Linked DNA regions of Homo sapiens: regions 1, 3 and 4 are each linked to region 2. The links are chromatin contacts, found by Hi-C or POLR2A ChIA-PET in ENCODE. All regions are on one chromosome and are shown on one strand. Each heading gives the region's core, a stretch centred on a gene start or an enhancer-like site at or near the end of the contact. The rest is flanking DNA. Distances are from core to core; before and after follow the strand shown.

What was found. A loop is a pair of places that touch in the nucleus more often than their neighbours do. ChIA-PET counts read pairs that join two places held with the same protein, here RNA polymerase II (POLR2A). Pooled maps may share reads with other maps.
Region 1: a loop to region 2 is called in a pooled map, with 2.0 times the contacts of the local background. The contact joins the enhancer-like site here to the promoter of ZNF862 in region 2. A Hi-C loop is called at or near these places in 1 of 50 pooled maps. POLR2A ChIA-PET finds 5 or more read pairs at or near these places in 2 of 52 experiments (activated CD4-positive, alpha-beta T cell and activated T-cell).
Region 3: a map with no recorded cell type shows a loop between it and region 2 (19-fold over the local background). The contact joins the promoter of LINC00996 here to the promoter of ZNF862 in region 2. A Hi-C loop is called at or near these places in 2 of 37 single-sample maps with no recorded cell type and 6 of 50 pooled maps. POLR2A ChIA-PET finds 5 or more read pairs at or near these places in 1 of 52 experiments (HCT116).
Region 4: a map of CD8-positive, alpha-beta T cell shows a loop between it and region 2 (5-fold over the local background). The contact joins the promoter of ZNF775-AS1 here to the promoter of ZNF862 in region 2. A Hi-C loop is called at or near these places in 3 of 168 maps with a recorded cell type or tissue (CD8-positive, alpha-beta T cell, ascending aorta and prostate gland), 1 of 37 single-sample maps with no recorded cell type and 13 of 50 pooled maps.

The regions. Positions count from the first base shown.
Region 1 is chr7:150,786,495-150,789,194 of GRCh38, forward strand. No RefSeq gene overlaps it. Among named protein-coding and RNA genes, the nearest start is that of TMEM176B, 13 kb to the right of the region's middle. Within about 2 kb of position 1,322, at least 13 of the 41 ENCODE cell types and tissues checked have a DNase peak (open chromatin) inside an H3K27ac peak, as active enhancers do.
Region 2 is chr7:149,837,094-149,839,793 of GRCh38, forward strand. ZNF862 (zinc finger protein 862) reads left to right here and starts at 1,282. Exons shown (of 8, transcript NM_001099220.3): 1 at 1,282-1,542. The coding sequence starts at 1,519. RefSeq lists a silencer at 1,358-1,817.
Region 3 is chr7:150,432,246-150,434,945 of GRCh38, forward strand. LINC00996 (long intergenic non-protein coding RNA 996) reads left to right here and starts at 1,409. Exons shown (of 4, transcript NR_034033.1): 1 at 1,409-1,584. RefSeq lists an enhancer at 1,550-1,649.
Region 4 is chr7:150,382,634-150,385,333 of GRCh38, forward strand. ZNF775-AS1 (ZNF775 antisense RNA 1) reads right to left here and starts at 1,358. Exons shown (of 2, transcript NR_183445.1): 1 at 1,168-1,358. All of the region lies in intron 1 of ZNF775 (zinc finger protein 775), which reads left to right. RefSeq lists enhancers at 1-167, 1,124-2,079.

The DNA.
Region 1 (2,700 bases), core at 72-2,571, 950 kb after region 2:
TTTTTTTTTTTGGCAGGGGGTGTAGGGGATGGAGTCTCACTCTGTCGCCCAGGCTGGAGTGCAATGGCATGATCTCAGCTCACTGCAAACTCTGCCTCCCAGGTTCAAGCGATTCTCCTGTCTCAGCCTCCCGAGTAGCTGGGACTACAGGTGAGCACCACCATGCCCAGCTAATTTTTGTATTTTTACTACAGACGGGGTTTCACCATGTTAGCCAGGATGGTCTCTATATCTTGACCTCATGATCCGCTCGCCTTGGCCTCCCAAAGTGCTAGGATTACAGGTGTGAGCTACCGCGTCCAGCCACCACTAGAATTATTTTGTAAAACTCCAAGGTTAACAAGTTCATGAAAAGAATGAAAACAAAGAGATTAAATTCAGAGCCCTGTTCTGTATCTGAATTCTTTCCTGCAAACCACCTAACTGTAATATTCATACCCATGCCCCTCGAAATGTACGAAGCACATATAGTGCCTGGGACCTTGTGAAAATGCAGGTTCTGACTTGGCTGGTCTGGCGTGGAGGAGATTTTGCATCTCTAGCCAGTTCCCAGGGTTGCCCATGCAGGCCAGTGGATCACACCTTGAGCAGCAAGAATTGAGACCACCCACTGGCTGCCAAAATTTTTCTTTTACAGAATATAGAAGTGAAAAAAAAAATCAACCTTTACCCCCTAGTCTCTAAAAAAAAAAATTTTTTTGTTGCTTATTGACTGAATATTTATTAATAACCCGTAGAAGGCTGAATACAAGAAAAACATAGCTCCCACCTTCCTCCAGCCCATGGAGAAGCTCAGGATTATGAGCCGAGAAACTGTGACATCTTCCCTCGCCTCCAGTCTGGACCAGGTGTGTCCGCATGCCACCTGCTCTGCTAGTGCCAACAGGTCAGCACTGTGCCATCCCATGGGGAGTGTGACCTGCACAGAGAATCCCGTGCTCTGCCCCCAAAGCCCTCATGATTATAGAGAACAGAGTAGAGTTTCTACTGCTCCTTCATTATCCCTGGCCAGGCTCTCCCTCCTTCACCTCATTCTGCTCCAGTGACACATCCCAAGGAACAGACATGCCCAGTTTGAAACAGGGCAGCTCCTGCAAAGCCCCACTCTGGGGTAGCAGAGTCATCTGCCTTACGTGGAAACAGAAAGAAAAGGTCCCAGAACAGAGTGGCAGGGCCTTGCTTTAGGGCAGAGAGGACATTCAGCAGGAGCTGCAAATGTCAGCACCCAAGGTCATCAGGACAAGATAACGAACAGACTTAAGTGGCCCCAGATTTCCAAGTATTTCTACTTCCTCTTTTTGACCATATAGCTGGGCCCTTGATAGAAGGACATTTCAGAAGCCTCTCTCGGCCTCAGACAGTTTTGGCTGATATCCAAAGCAGAAAGCAGAAGCTGCTCTTTCTGGCTTGTTAACGTCTGAGCTCCCGGAAGAGATTATACCAGAAAAGCCTAGGAGATTTACTGGAAATTATACTAGAGGAGACTGTGCTAGAAATGCCTGTGATTATAGAGATTATGCTAGAAGAGATGTTGTGAAGACAAAGGGGGTGGGGTGCCCCTCAGGCGGCACTTAGGGAGTGGGGAGCTGTCCTGGAGACCCTGAGGAGTCAGATGTGGAGGGAGAGGAGAGGCTGGTGGGACCAGGCAACAGAGGGCGATGGTGGCCTGAGGATGTGATGAGACCTCAGGGTGATATGCCAGGAACACCAGCTCCTGGGAACTGCAGCTTTCAGCTGTGGCAAAGGCAGGTGTGGTCCCACACCATGAGAGGCACCCCTTTATGGGGAACCCGGAGGGCTGCACAAAGGGCTCCTCAATAGTAAACAAGGAAGGGATTTTGAAAACGCAGTGCTGGGGCACACCTGATCCCCCTCTCAGGCTGTCCCAAGCTGTCTCCCGTCTCCCAGTGTCTGAGTTTGCTAGGGCTGCCGTAACAAAACACCGACTGAGGGGCTTAAACAGGAGAAATTTCTTTTCTCTCAGTTCTGGAAGGCCAAAGTCCAAGATTTGGCACCAGCGGAGTTCCTCTGAGGCTCTCCTTGGCTAGTAGATGCCGTCTTCTCCCTGTGTCCTCAGGTGGCCTTCCCTCTGGGCCTGTCGGCATTCTGATTGCCTCTAATATGACATCAGACATATTGGATGAGGGCCCACCACAATGATCTCATTTTAACTTAATTACCTCTTTCAAGACACTGTCTCCAAATACAGTCACATCCTGAGCTACTAGGGGTGAGGGCTTCAACATATAAATTTGGAGGGGACAAAAATTCAGCCTCTCACGCCCACCACCTCCCACCCTACCCCAGAAGCAAAAAAGGTTTCCTTCCTGCCTCAAGGACTCTGGTACTCTCCAGGCTTGAGGACCAGCCCTCTGTCCATGCTGCAGTATAGATTGAGATCTTTGCAGATGGAGTTCTGAATATCAACATCTGTGACAACTAAAAGACAACCCCCCTGCCCAACTTTGGCCAAAGTTCCTTGGAGTCAGGGTGGTGAGTGGGCAAGTAACTCAGTCCTATCAAATGTGCCCATGGACACTGAGGTCTGAGCAGCCCTGCGCACTCTGCGTTCTCATGGCTGTTCACGACATGAGCAACGGCAAGCTCAGGGTGCTCTGCCCCTGAGTGTCTGCTACTTTGCATTCTCCTTTCTCATGTTCCTTGTCTTCCTACAGTTCTTCAGCAAGCACACCACCTTCC
Region 2 (2,700 bases), core at 32-2,531:
CAAAAAAATTAGTTGACCATTGTCTTAATCTCTATGTGCTTCTGTAACAAAATCCCTGGAACTAGGTAATTTATAAATTATGGATACTTATTTCTTATGATTCTGGAGGCTGGGAAATCCAAGATCAAAGCACCAGCAGTGTCTGTGTCTGGTGAGAGCCTGGTCTCTGCTTCCAGGAGGGCACCTTTTTGCTCTGTCCTCACATGGCAGAAGGCAGAGGGGCAGAAGGGCAAAGGGCCTAGCTAGTTCCCCCAGCACGCATGTGGTCACTAACACCTTCATGAAGGCACATCCCTGCCCTGGCCCCCTAAAAGTCTTTTTTTTTTTTGAGACATGGTCTTGCTCTGTCACCCAGGCTGGAGTGCAGAAGCGCCATCCCGGCTTACTGCAGCCTCGACCACCCAGGCTCAAGTGATCCTTCCACCTCACAAAATTATTTTATTTTTATAGAGATGGGATCTCTCACTGTGTTGCACAGGCTGGTCTCAAACTACTGGGCTCAAGTGATCCTCCTGTCTCAGCCTCCCAAAGAGTTGGGATTAGAGGTGTGAGCCACCGCACTTGGACAAAACTTCTTATAAGGACACTAATCCCACCATAAGGGCCTGACCCTCACGACTTCATCTAAACCTCCCAAACGCCCCATCTCCTGGGAGGGGAACACCGGTCAGTCCATTGCACCTCCTTTACCTGGCAGACCCTACCTCTTGCTTTAATTCTGCTGAGGCATCACTTCCGCAGGAAATCCTTGACTAAGCACCTCATATCCCCCACCGCTTCACTCTAAGGTGACAACGCGGGCTTTAATTCATGTTTTGTGCTTACCTCTTTCATAGCCCTTGTCTCTGTTTTGTAATTATCTGTTTCTGGTCTGATTCCCTAATAGATCGTGAGTTCCTTGAAGGCAAGGCCTTTGTCTCATTCAACTGTGTTCTCCCAAACCCTAGAACACGGCCTGACCCATGGTAGGCAACCAATGATACTTTTTGAGTGAATAGAACAAAAAGTATTGCCCTCCTTAATAAAAGAAAACCTAGAACTTCAAGGCTGACATTGGCCTTCGCGTAGCCCAATCAGAGCGCTTTGCCCTTGCTGCAGAGGACTAAAGGACGCCACGCCGCCGTTGCCTAGTAACTGTCGCCGGAGGGAGGCGGGGAGGGTCGCAAGCGCGCCGCCGGCGTCCAATCAGGACCTGCGTTCCGGGAGCCAATAGCAGCTTCGAGAGCCGCTCACCTAGAGCGGACTACACTTCCCGTCACGCCCCGCCGCCTGGGGCTGGGCAGTGACCGTAAAGCTGTTCGCTCGGTGCGACGCAAGTCTCAGCTCAGCGCGCTTATCCTGGGTCCACCGGCGCTACCGCCCCCCGACGTGAGAGAGCGAAGTTCTTGGGCCGCGCTCCCTCCCTACCTGGGTGCCCTCCCCCTCCGGGAGCCTGGGTCCCCGGGGCGGTCGCGGCGGCTGCATCCTCAGGCCAGGCCGCGGGGGGAGGGGGCGGCACGGGCCTCCGAAAGCGGGGCCATGGAGCCCAGAGAGTCGGGGAAGGTAGGACTGGAAGGCCCGGGGGCCGCCCGCTCCCTCCCGAGGATCCCCGAGCCGGGCTCGGGCGAGGCGGGGCGGCTCGGGCGGAGGCCCCGCAGATGAGCCAGGCTTGCAGGGAAGGACTCGCCGGCCCGCCCTCTCTTCCCGCACTTCGGCGCCCGACCCCGGGAGGGTGGCGGAGAGGAGCGGACGCTTCCGTTCGGTGTCCGCGCATCCTCCCCGAGCTGCCGAGCGTCCGCTGGGTCGATGCTGGGTTGGGTGACCCCCGAGTGGAGCGATGCGAAGGTGCTTCCTGTTTTCCCCACCACCTTCGGCGTTTTGAAGAGGCCCTGCTAAGGCTTGGAGTCTGGATCGGACGCCAGTGGGAGCTGCAGGGTGGGACGCTTGAGGGCTTGACCCTGCCTAGATCCTCCTTACCAAGAAAGGGCTGAAAAGAGAGGGCATCTGGCATGCTTTTTGCCACTTCTGTTTCTAGGTTATGTACTTCATGGAATATCTGGGCATTGCTTAGAAACCTGTGTCATAAATTGGCTTTGGGCAAGAGGCTTTGAGTTGGAAGAAAAGGTGGAAAGAAAGTGCTTGGGGGCGGAGTTCAGGGATTTGACGGGATTGCCAGCGCTTCCAGGCCGTGTCATCCAAGACCAGTGTGGTTGTGGGCACATTAGCTTGGAGACAGTGGCAGCCTCTTGGGACTAACATCTTTCTGGATGTTGTTTGCTGCCAGTTCTTGAGTATTGTTTCTTATTTGGCACAGAGGAGAATTCTCTCAACAAACGTTTTCGACTGTTTATTGAGTCCCTTAAAAAACTGTCCATTTAATAAACATTTGTGATCTGTGATTTGCATTGAACGAGATGCTGGAAGTATGAGGATAAATAGGAAATGATCACCTTTCTCAAGGAGCTCTCCTGCAGTTTTCACTTCAATAACTTGGACACGCCTGAAAGGGTTGTCCCACACGAAAAGAGAGAAAAGGATAATGAGGTTCTTTTGATGCTGTAGTTTTTCCTGGGAAGACTAGGAAGGACTCTGAATTTCAAAAGAGGTGATTTCTCGCATGAGCATCTCTTCCATCCTCCCTCCCTCCACAAGCTACAGTGATGCATGTAGCAGACACGGCACCTACAGAGTACGTGGTCCAAGCCAATAAAGCTCAACAAA
Region 3 (2,700 bases), core at 159-2,658, 600 kb after region 2:
CTGGAGGCAATGGTCTTCAGATCCGCTTGGCTGTGGCCAAACTACAGGGTGTCATGGAGAAACACAGTCTGGTGGGAGGGGGCAGATGATGAAAGCAGAAGACAGGAAAGACAAAGACTTCTTGGTGTTATCTTCCATGGTGAGTGTGCAGTTTCCATATTCTCCAGCTATGAACTTGAACTCAATGGGAGAAATCTCCCAGTAAGATGTTATGTGGGTGGTGGCCGAGTAGGGGTGGGTTGGTCGCTGTGAACTGTCTGAGACTCTCCTGTCTTAACATTGGAGAAATGGAGACTTGAAGAGGTGAAGCAAATTTCCCTAGATGACTTGGGAACGTTGGGTTGTGGGGAGTTGGGTTTGAACTTGGACATTCAGTTTTGAATCCACGTGCTTACAGAGGGGTAGAGAAGGCTCTAGGGCATGAGAGTCAATTACTCAGCAGAGAAGGGAAAGGGAGAAGATTTCACACATTCCTGCCCTTCTGAGTTGATTTCAATCCTATCTGAGTAATAGACATCATTATGGTTAATATTTGTCTCTGATTGGTCGTCTTTGTTTTGACTCCCCCTGAATTAAGGATTCAAGGGCAAGTAGTTTATTTGAGAGTGGATCCCGAGAAACCCTGGTGGGGGAGTGGGAAAGTGAGAAAGAGAGGAGGCCACTGGAGGATGACTGGTAAGTTCATTTCCACTTTGGGCCACTGAGCTTGATCCTGCTGGGGAACCCTGGCAGGTACGTCTCAGATGCCAACCATGGAGCAAGAACACAGGGGTGTTCTTTCCATCTGGCCTTGGTGGCAGCATCTCCCAGGGGCACTGTGTCCCTGGTGCTCTGGTCTGTGGAGAGTCATAGGTGCTCTTGTTAAGCATCTGTGTGCACGGAGAGGAGAGTGCTTGGGAGGGATAGGGGGTGGCATCAAGGGCATCTGCAAACCTCAGGCAGCTGGAGGATGGCCAGGTGGCTGCCTCTCTGTAGCTCGTGTCCTGAAGTGTCTTTCTGTGCCCACTTATTTGTGCTCGACCTTGGGCTGCAAGTTTGTTGATAGTTACAGGGGGTGGCTCCAGCCACCGTGTTGGGTGTCTCACCCTGTCCAACCCCTGATCTTTATTGTGGACCAGGCTATAGACAGATCTTTGTCAGCTGCCCCTGTGAGTCTTCTGTGCAGACACCTTCCTGTGGAAGAGTTGGTCTCTGGTCACTGTTTCAAGTCTCTGCTGCGGCCACAGCTTTCTTATCTCTCACTTTGGGGATCTCAGGAAATGAGACACCAGGAGGTGTCTGCTGTACAAAATCCTATTTGCTCAAGGAACCTGCATATCTCAGCTCATGTTTCTTAATCATTTTTCTGATTCTAAAAAGTCGATGACAAAACTTCGATAGAAACACAGTTCTAGCATTTGGGATTGGAGGAAGAAGTGTATTCAGCATTCTACCTTCTTCCTGATTCTGTGAGCTTAGACCTGCTTCCACTTTCAATCTCTCTCATTGCAGGCTGAAGAGGACTGGCCTTTCAGTGGCCCTCGTGGAACGGTAGGAAGCTGAGCTGGACTCTCTGCCACATCGTTCGGTTCCCACAACAGCCTGGTAGGTCGGGGTAGTCACTTCCATTTGGGAGATGAGGAAGTCGAAGGAGAGAGCTAGAGTGAGCCAGAACTTAGGGCTGATCACAAATTGGATGAGTAATTGAGATAACTAGGATGGCCCCTAGCTAAGGCTGCAGGCAATGCCCCAAGGAGACTGTCACCTTTTTGTTACAATTTTCCAGGGTGTGATAGGACTTAGGAGGATGGTGTGTCTGTCCCTAGGACTGTAGGTTGTTCTAGAGAAAAACAAAATTTTAAGGACTTTTTCTTTGTGCATATGCCTCAGGTAGGCATCATGTGGGCCTAGGCAATAGGACCTAGGAAGGAGACTCCCCTGTTCCCAGGCCTGCCGCTCCTACTCAGGAGGCTGAAGGGTCCCCACCCCAACTAACCACAGAGTCAGACACATTCTTCCTAACACACCTTCCTCCCGACCTCCCAGCTTCCCTCTTTGTCACTGAAGTCATAGACTTTTTTTTTTGAAGAATTATCAACCTAAATAACAAACAGAAGCGATTCTCCAAAGATGATGAATTTATTTGGAAATGAGCAGCATGATTGTGATGCGGAGTGCCCGTGCCACAGCAGCCATGGGCGCATCCAGGAGGCTGAGGCAAGGGGAAGCTTTTAAGGGCACAAGGAAGACTGGGTGTGGTGACTCACGCCTATAATCCCAGCACTTTGGGAGGCTGAGTCGGGTGGATCACTTGAGGTCCGGAGTTCAAGACCAGCATGATAAACATGGTGAAACCCCATTTCTACTGAAAATACAAAATTAGCTGGGCATGATGGCACATGCCTGTAATCCCAGCTACCTGGGAGGCTGAGGCAGGAGAATCGCTTGAACTTGGGAGGCAGAGGTTGCAATGAGTCAAGATCGTACCATTGCACTCTAGCCTCGGCAATAAGAGCGAAACTTGGTCTCAAAAAAATAAAGGCAAAAGGAGGAGTGCACAGGAGTTGTTGAGTTGTTTTTGAACAAAGAGAACATTGGTTACTTGGGCACAGGAGTTGAGGTCAGATTCTTAGTGGAGATGGCATGTGAGGTGAGAGTGCTCCAACATGTGGCCGGCCGTCCAGTGACTCCTGTGGCAGGCTGCAGTTGGGAAGGCCCTTG
Region 4 (2,700 bases), core at 108-2,607, 550 kb after region 2:
CAGAGCCCACAGGCCAGGCCCTGAGGATCTTAGGCTGCACCAGGCTTGCCGGACACAGGCTCATTGTCTCTAGGGCTTTCTGTCTTGCTGTAACGTCTCTCCAGCCAGCTGCAGCTCCTGCTGACTTATCCCACCCCAGCGCAGGTCATCCAACGGTGACTTATGGCCCCGGCCTCCTGGCTCGATGAGGGTATGTTGCTTCTGTTTCTACCTCTCTGAGTTCTTTTCCTCGGAGCAAGTGACCCTGATGGGATGGCCATGGGTGTACAAGGATACTTGTGTCATGGGTGGCTTTGCAGTTCTGTGTTCCTAAGTGTGCTGTGCAGTGATTCGTGCTGCCCTGGTTCACAGTGGCACGTTTGTGTGTCTGTGGATCTGTAGGTGTGTCTGTGAGTTTTAAAAAATATCTCACATTCTCTGTATTTGCATAGACAGTTTTGCAGGTGTTCTCACGTAGTTTTGTGTCTTTGAACTTTTGTTTACTTAGCTGTATTTAGATATGATTGTATCTGGGTGTGTTTGTGTGTGGTTTAGCATTTACATCAGTTTCTTATGTCCCTATGATCATATATTTAAATTAAAAACATCTGCTATTAACTGAAATCAGAGGCAGAGAATACCATTGCCTGGTCCTGAGGGATTTCTTAATAGTGACAGAAGACTGGAGCCTGAGGAGCCACCTCTTGGGTCCTCCATTGTTTCATTCACTCATCCGTTCATTCATTCAATACACATTACACACCTTCTGCATATGAGGGACGCGCAGGTGTGGGAGCAAGCCCCCGCTCCCTGGGGCTAACCTGAGTGAGGGGTCTCACAGGGAGAGAGGACTGGGTGAGGACATAGCAGTCAGGTATGGGCTGCAGGAGGGCAGGGAGGCGCTGGGGACCCGGTGGAGTTGAGAAGGATGAGGCTATAGAAAGGGGCAGCATGGCAGGGAGGCATTGGCTGGGCATGGGCTGGGACTGGAGAGGCCAGTTTCTGTGGGGGTCTCCTATGGAAGACCAGCTGAGCTGTGCCCAGCAAGTGAGGACCTGCTGGGACCTCAGGGCTGAGAAGGGCCTGATACTGGGCCTTTGGCTGGGGTTTGGGGAGCTGCCCCCACCCCCAAAAGCCTTAGCGCCTAGTGGCGGATCCTGCTCCCGCTCCACTAGCAGCAGATGATACCTGTGGCATGGTCTGCTTCTGACTGCCCGACCTGGGGCGCTGAGGCTGTGAGAGCTGTGCTGGGCTGGTGGGAGGTTCCAGGGGCGGCGATGGGGAGGACCTTGCCTCTTTCTGGCCTGTGGCCTTTCTCCTCCCCCAGCTGCTGTCTGGCCGCCCCACCCCCAAGTCTCTGCCACAACCAAAGCTCCTTTGTTGCCTCCCCCTGCCCCGGGCCTCTCCACCTGCTGCTAGCTCAATCCCCTCTTTGTGTGGTTGGTCTTCAGTTGTCATGGCAGCTGGGCCCAGGCTGAGGCCTGCCCACTGTGAGGCTCTTAACTGAACTGCAGCCTGACCCGGTGCGCGGAGGGCCGGGCCAGGGCCAGGCGTGGGAAGGGGGCCCCTGTGTGTCCTGCTCCCCTCAGAGCCCGAGGGGCAGCAGAGAGGAAAGGTGGTCCGGTAGGGGCCCGGGGGCCCTTGTGCGATAGACAAAGCGGCCTTCCAAGACTTGGTGTGGGCACTGGTGGGAGATGGCGCATCTGGCCCTTGATGCCTGTCTTCCAGCCGGGGCGCTTTGCTGGGCAGCCTGCTCACCTGGCTCCTGGGTGTCTCCAGGTGGCTGAGGACATGTCAGGATGGTAGGTTAGGAGGGGCCCGCCATGCACAGAGCAGAGTGAAAGGCAGAATAGGAGAGAAGCTTAGGGTGGGGACGTGTGTGTCTGGCCAGCCTGGAACATGACACATGGAGGGCTTTCCTGGATTTTGTCTGTAGGACACCTGCTGTGCCATTTCCCAGACATAGCCCACCTGAGCACACAGGTAGAGGCGGGTCCCCAAAGACTTGGCCTCCCCTCATTCCTGTCCTCTGTGTTTCCCCCTTTGAATTTCTCACTTCTTCCTCTTGGGTCCTCTTCCTTCTGTCTCCATTTCTGTTCTTACGTAAGCCACAGGCTGCTTCCCCTCGAGCCCTGGTATGGCCCGAGACAGAGGCACCGAGGCTTGAGGGAGGAGCTGCTCTGGGAGGTCCCGGACAGTGGAAGGCCTGCTACTACCTGGAGTGGCTGTTAGGTCCTAATACCTCTTGGGAGGCAGGGTGGGTGAAGTAGGACTGTCTTTGATTTGCCTTGGGGGTCTCGCTCTGTGGAGACCCAGGCCCATCCTTCTGTCCTCCTGAATTTGTGGCCTGGGCTCTGCCCTCCTCGGTCTGAGTTCCCCTTACCAAGGTGGCTTCTCTGTCCACTAGCCCCTCTGCGCCTCTTCAGGTGGATGTTAAGTCCAGTTGGTGAGAGGTTTCCCAAGATGTGGCATGCAGAAGCTCACAGAGTGGCCCCAAGGGAGGAGGGTGGCGAGGGAGGGAGGAGCCCCCAGCACCCATCAGAGCCCCACCAGGGGCTCCTCCCGCCCCCTTCCCCACTGCTCGCCTTTTCTCTGCACCACAAGCAGGTTCTGTAAGAAACCATGGTAGGCATGCGTACAGGCCCCTGTTGGGGAAATAGAATTGAAAACAAAATCTCTTGCCAACCCAGAAAAGCTCTTTGCAAAAGTAGAAGAGAAAAA